2 separate regions of the Homo sapiens genome follow, and region 1 is linked to region 2. Evidence: read pairs that join two places in POLR2A ChIA-PET (ENCODE). Cell type or tissue: K562. All regions are shown on one strand. Links, peaks and the distances in the headings refer to the core of each region. The heading gives the core; the rest is flanking DNA. Region 1 has its middle 40 kb from the start of ATP2B4. Region 2 overlaps OPTC (opticin).

Region 1 (2,802 bases), core at 13-2,512, 78 kb before region 2:
CCTGCTGAGGACCATGTATCCTGTCCTCTCTTCAGGTGTTGTACATGCTTTTGGCTGATTAGGAAACTTGTTTTCTGCCAGAAGTCCCTGGGCCACCAGGAAGGTTAGGAGTGAGCATAGAGCAAAATCATCAGAAGGCTTCTTCCTCCAGAAACTCCAAAGAAACTGGCCAGACATGGTGGCTCATGCCTATAATCTCAGCACTTTAGGAGGCCAAGATGGGCAGATCACTTGAGGCCAGGAGTTCAAGACCAGCCATGGCCAACATGGTAAAACGCTATCTCAACTAAAAATAAAAAAAATTAACCAGGCATTGTGGTGTGCTCCTGTAATCCCAGCTACTCGGGAGGCTGAGGCAGGAGAATTGCTTGAACTCAGGAGATGGAGGTTGCAGTGAGCCGAGATCGCACTGCTGCACTTCAGCCTGGGCAACAAGAGCAAAACTCCATCTCAAAAAAAAAAAAAAAAAGGCCGGGTGCGGTGGCTCACACCTGTAATCCCAACACTTTGGGAGGCCAAGCCGGGCAGATCACCTGAGGGTCTGGTGATCGAGACCAGTCTGACCAACATGGAGAAACCCCATCTCTACTAAAAATACAAAATTAGCCAGGTGTGGTGACGCATGCCTGTAATCCCAGCTACTCAAGAGGCTGAGGCAGGAGAATCGCTTGAACCCTGGAGGCAGAGGTTGTGGTGAACTGAGATCGTGCCATTGCACTCTAGCCTGGCCAAGAAGAACTAAATTCTGTCTCAAGAAAAAAAAAAAAAAAAAAGAAACTCCAAAGAAACCTCTAAAACACTTGATGAGCAAAATCTATATGTCCTCCTAAGGTGTCTGTGTCTGGGAAACCAGAGGACAAAAATCACTATTTTTCTTTATCGGAGTAAGGAGTCTCTGAGAAGTCAATCGTCTTAGCAAGACACACAAATCTGGGAGTAGCAAAGTGAGGATTCAAATGCGCAGCCTTTTTTCTCCAGTCCTCAGCTTGGCCCCCACTCCTATTTGGTGGGCTCTTAGCAAGCCGGAAAAATAGCTCAATGCATCAATAAGAGATACCGAAACAGCTCCGCAAACCCTCACTGGCATCTTTATGAAGTCAGTTTGCTCGCTCCCGCTAATGAATAATTCAGGTTAGCTGTATAGTGAGACAGATCAGACAAGGGGCTCTACATGTGCAGAAGACAGCCGCCGCTCTAACCAAAAGCAGGTTTCCAAATGCTCTCACAGGAGATGTGGAAATTGCATGAAAGGAGAAGTGGGGAGCAATGCTGCGTGGCAGGCGGGGATGCTAGGGAAAGGTCTGCAGGGGTGAGGACAGGCTACAGTGGGGCCTAAGGATGGACAGATCATCTCCTGTTGATACTGAGTCAGATAATGAAGCAAAGCCGCCAGCGAGAGCAGCCACTCATAGGGTCTGATGCATCCCAGGCGGGGAGGCCTGGCGTGGAAAGAGGGATAGGGACCCTCCAAAGCAGAAACGAAAGACCTTGGCTGAGCAGGACCAGAAGGGCGGGTAGGGGAGGGGATGGAAGGGTATTCGATCACACAGCCTTCAGCTCCTAAGAGTGACAGCCCTAAGGTTTCCTAGGAGTCGGGGACCAGAAACGGGAGAAGTAAGTGGGTGCTGAAGAGGATGGAAGAGTGGAAGGGAAGGGACAGAGACAGGCAGGAGACTCCTAAAAGTCTGGAATGTGCAGCAGGGAGGGTGGGGGAGGCTCTGCACCCAGGTCTTCCAGTCATTGAGTCCCCTGAGTGAGCCCGTCCCTGGCAGGGGGTTCCACTCCTCACTTCTTACTGTGTGTTCACCTTCACTCCTGACCCAAATGGGGGCCGGGATGGTGGGTGGCTCCTAAGAATGGAAGAAGATGCATTTCCTGATGACTTCAAAATGTTATCTCCTCTCTCCCACCCTTTCAAGGAAGCAAGCCTCCTTCTGCATCTCCTGGACACCCTCTTTCCCATTCTCCCCCGACTTCAACAACCATTGCCTTTGCTTTGTCTTACTTTCCCTGGGATTGGGGGAAACTGTTGCCTGCACAGAAAATAACTTGGTAAGTGCTCAGACTTCTCCTGGGAGGCTGGCATGTTTTGTGAGCTGGAGCTTATTGTTATATCACATTAGAATTTAAGCTTGCTGTTGTTGGTTATCTTTAACATCAATGGCAATACAAAAAAGCTCCACTCAAATCAATGCCTGTAACTGTAGGTGCTAAGAATCCATGGGGGAGAGATCCATTAGCAGTAAAGTAAGGGCAGATAAGGAGTAGGGAGGAAGACAGCCAGAGCCACGGCCTGAGATCAGATGCCAGGACTCAGGGCAGGCACAGGGAGAGGTCCTCAGCGTCCGGTCTAACACCTGCCAGGTGGGGCCCTCGGAACCACAACCAGAGGAAAGTGAGAATTAGGGAGGCTAGGCGTGGCCACCTTATTCATCCCTAGCTCAGCCACGTTCCTGGCAGAAGAGACACTCCTGTTTCTGAAGGACATCCAATGAAGTGGGATGATCTGAATTAAAAGCCAAATTGGAGCTGGGGATGGTGGCTCACGCCTGTAATCCCAGCACTTTGGGAGGCAGAGGCAGGCAGATCACTTGAGGTCAGGAGTTTTGAGACCAGCCTGGCCAACATGGTGAAACCTGTCTCTACTGAAAATACAAAAATTAGCTGGGTGTGGTGGTGCAACCTGTAGCCCCAGCTACTTGGGAAGCTGAGGCAGGAGAATTGTTTGAACCCAGGAGGTGGAGGTTGCAGTGAGCCGAGATTGTGCCACTGCCCTCCAGCCTGGGAGACAGAGTGAGACTC
Region 2 (2,802 bases), core at 124-2,623:
TTACTGCAACCTCCACCTCCCAGGTTCAAGCAATTCTCCTGCCTCAGCCTCCTGAGTAGCTGGGACTATAGCGCACAGCACCACACCCGGCTATTTTTTGTATTTTTAGTAGAGACGGGGTTTCACCATGTTGGTCAGACTGGTCTCGAACTCCTGACCTTGTGATCTGTCTGCTCGGCCTCCCAAAGTGCTGGGATTACAGACGTGAGCCACTGTGCCGAGCCTCCTTCAGGGATTTCTTAGATCTCCAAGAGAGGTGCTGCGGCTCTCACAGGTGTTGGGCTCCAGGAGCCTGTCCTGGGAGGCAGGGGGCCTCTCTGTGGGAGGAAGCACCTCTCCTAAGACTGCCCAGTGATCCTTGGGGGACACTGATTATGGACAACGTGTAATTCAAAGGTCGTTACCTTTGGTTTCAGGATGGGTCAGAAAGGGCCTGAAAAGCTTGGATTATTCTCTCTTCTGCATGGACTAGAGAAGGGTCAGGAAGGCCTGCAGCTAAGCAAGCTTTAAAGCCATGGTATAGTTGATTTGGGCTCAGAAAGCTCAACTTGTGAGACTAGACTGATTGTGTGTCTGTATTTTCTGTACTTCCTTCCTTTTCTCCTTTTACCATTTGATACCTCTTTGTCAATGGTAGTCTGTGCTACTGGGAACAGTAGGAGAGGGTTGGGTCTTTGTTCTTAGACTAGAAATGTAATAAGATAGGGATAGGCACCACACCCCTTGGGCTTGGATATGCTTTGAGCAACAGATTTGGAGTGAGGGAACTCCAAGGGGCCAGGACAGAGTGAGGTGCTGGTGTGATCAGGATATAGGGTAGTCAAACTCAGGTCTTCAGATTCTCATTCCAGTGCTCACTCCCTTGCATCACAGTTCCTCTACAGATGCCATAACAAGAAACACTTCCACTCCCTCCTGTGTCTGAACTGTGTGTTAGACACAAAAGAAAATAATTCTGGAGTCGGTACAGTGGCACACATCTGTAATCCCAGGAACTCAGGAGGCTAAGGCAGGTGAACATTTGAGCCCAAGAGTTCAAAACCAGCCTAGGTAACCTAGTGAGACCCAGTCTTTTAAAAAAAGAGAGAGAGAGAGAAAAGAATTCCTGAAGGCAGGGCTGGGACTGGTAGTGCCAGGAGGAAACAAAAAGCTATTTGCTGTGGTGCCTGAGCACAGAAGGAGAATAGAGAAAAAGGAGGCAGAAGGAGTGCAGAGGGGAGGAAGGGGAGAGCAGGGCGTTCTGTGTGGGCTCATTTGAAAGGAAGTACACAAGCCCATCCAGGCCATGGGTTTGGCCATATCTGGAAGGGCTGGACAGGCCAGGTTGAAGACAAGAAGGCCTCAGTGTGGGGAATTTTATTACAATGAGGCAGGAAGGAGGTGGTCCTTGGGCTTCTTTGTCACCCGCAGGGAGAAGGGAGACGTGAGAGCTGTGGGGAAAGAAGCAGGCCTCCTCCCCCTGCATGGAGACCTTTGTCCATGCTGCCGGCGGCCACAGGAGGGAGGCGTGTGAGATGGCGGCTGCTGGAGAATGTGATGCCCGCTGGTCCAAGAGATGACCTTGAGAGAGAGGAGAGACAAAATTGAGCTGGTGTCTAGTGTGGGGGAGAGGGGAGGGGCAGGTGAGGTGGGAGGAGAAAGCTGAGAGGCAGCTAGACAGGGAGGGGGTGGGGAGAGCCGGGGCCACCTCCCCGTCTGGTCTGTCTGCCTCTGTCCTGGCCAGAAGGAAGGAGGACACAGACACAGGCATGTAGGGGTGCGGCAGAGATGGGGGGCCGTGTGTCTTTGAGCCCCAAGGTTCTCCTGAGCTGAGACCTTCATTACCTCATGTGCTTCCTAAGGATACAGGCCTTGAACCTGCTGGGGGCAGGCCCTGGACTCAAGCTCCATAGGCAGCCCCCCTTTTTCTAGCCTGGGTGATGCCCTCCCGAGTCCTTGCTTTTCAAAGCATTTTGGGGGGACGTGGTAGGGGCACCCATCCTCTGCTCCAGGAGCTGGAGATGGGATTTCCCATTTCTCTGACAAGAATTCCCAAGAAGTGATGGCTGTCACTGCAGCTCCACCCCCATGCCCATCTTTCTTTTTCTGTTATAGATTGTTTATGTTAAGTCATCTTTCTCTGGGACAAAGTACTTAGCCTCTCATTTTCATCAGTAAAAGCAGGGATAATAATTCCTTCCTCACAGAGTTGTTAGGACTGCCAAATTAGGTCCCATATGTAAAAGAGCTTGCTGAAGTGCAAACTGACAGCAGAAATGTAAGAGATTACTATTCCCAGGGAAGAGACAAAAGAGAAAAGGAAGCAGGAAGGGAGTCCAGGCAAGGTCAGGGTGGGGAAATGGCCTTGGCTCCTAAAACAGACTTAGCTCCAGCCTCTCCAGCAGCCCCTCCCACCCTCCCTTCTCCACGAGCCTCCTCTGGCCCTAGGCCTTGCTGGGTAACCTTTGGAAAAACAGGACCCTGGAGCTGAGAATGGGGCAGGCAGAGGGGGAGGTCATTGCAAACTCATCCTTTCTCTCACGGAGAGGAGGGGCCCTGGCCTCTTCCCCTTGACCTCCTCCCGCTGATACTCATAGGACAGGTTAGGGCAAGACCCTCCTGAAGGCCACAGGGTGCCCCAGAGGAGGGAGGCACTCCCCTTCACACAGAGCTGGCAGAATAGTCACCAGGGTGCCGCCCAGAGCAAGTGCCCTTGCCAAGGTCAAATATGAGTTGCTGCTGGGCCACAAAGGACCTGGATGAGTGAGGTTAGGAAAGTCTGGTGTTGGAGGAGGTGGATGTGATGCAAACCTAGACTGCCGG

Evidence for each region. ChIA-PET counts read pairs that join two places held together with the same protein. Peaks named below come from ENCODE experiments on the same cell type or tissue, not always from the same donor. Only the 100,000 strongest peaks of a DNase experiment are listed, where the experiment ranks them.
Region 1: POLR2A ChIA-PET joins it to region 2 with 5 read pairs; 6 of 35 experiments call an interaction of 5 or more read pairs at or near these places.

What each region holds. Positions count from the first base shown.
Region 1 is chr1:203,585,168-203,587,969 of GRCh38, reverse strand. No RefSeq gene overlaps it. Among named protein-coding and RNA genes, the nearest start is that of ATP2B4, 40 kb to the left of the region's middle. In K562, for the core only: no CTCF peak of the experiment used is centred there; no DNase peak of the experiment used is centred there; H3K27me3 peaks cover 2,017 bases.
Region 2 is chr1:203,507,404-203,510,205 of GRCh38, reverse strand. It overlaps OPTC (opticin), which reads right to left. Exons shown (of 8, transcript NM_014359.4): 8 at 1,257-1,560. LOC105371688 (a long non-coding RNA gene) reads left to right here. Exons shown (of 5, transcript XR_007066807.1): 4 at 1-2,802. Among named protein-coding and RNA genes, the nearest start is that of OPTC, 15 kb to the right of the region's middle. In K562, for the core only: no CTCF peak of the experiment used is centred there; a DNase peak (open chromatin) is centred at 1,621; H3K27me3 peaks cover 1,421 bases.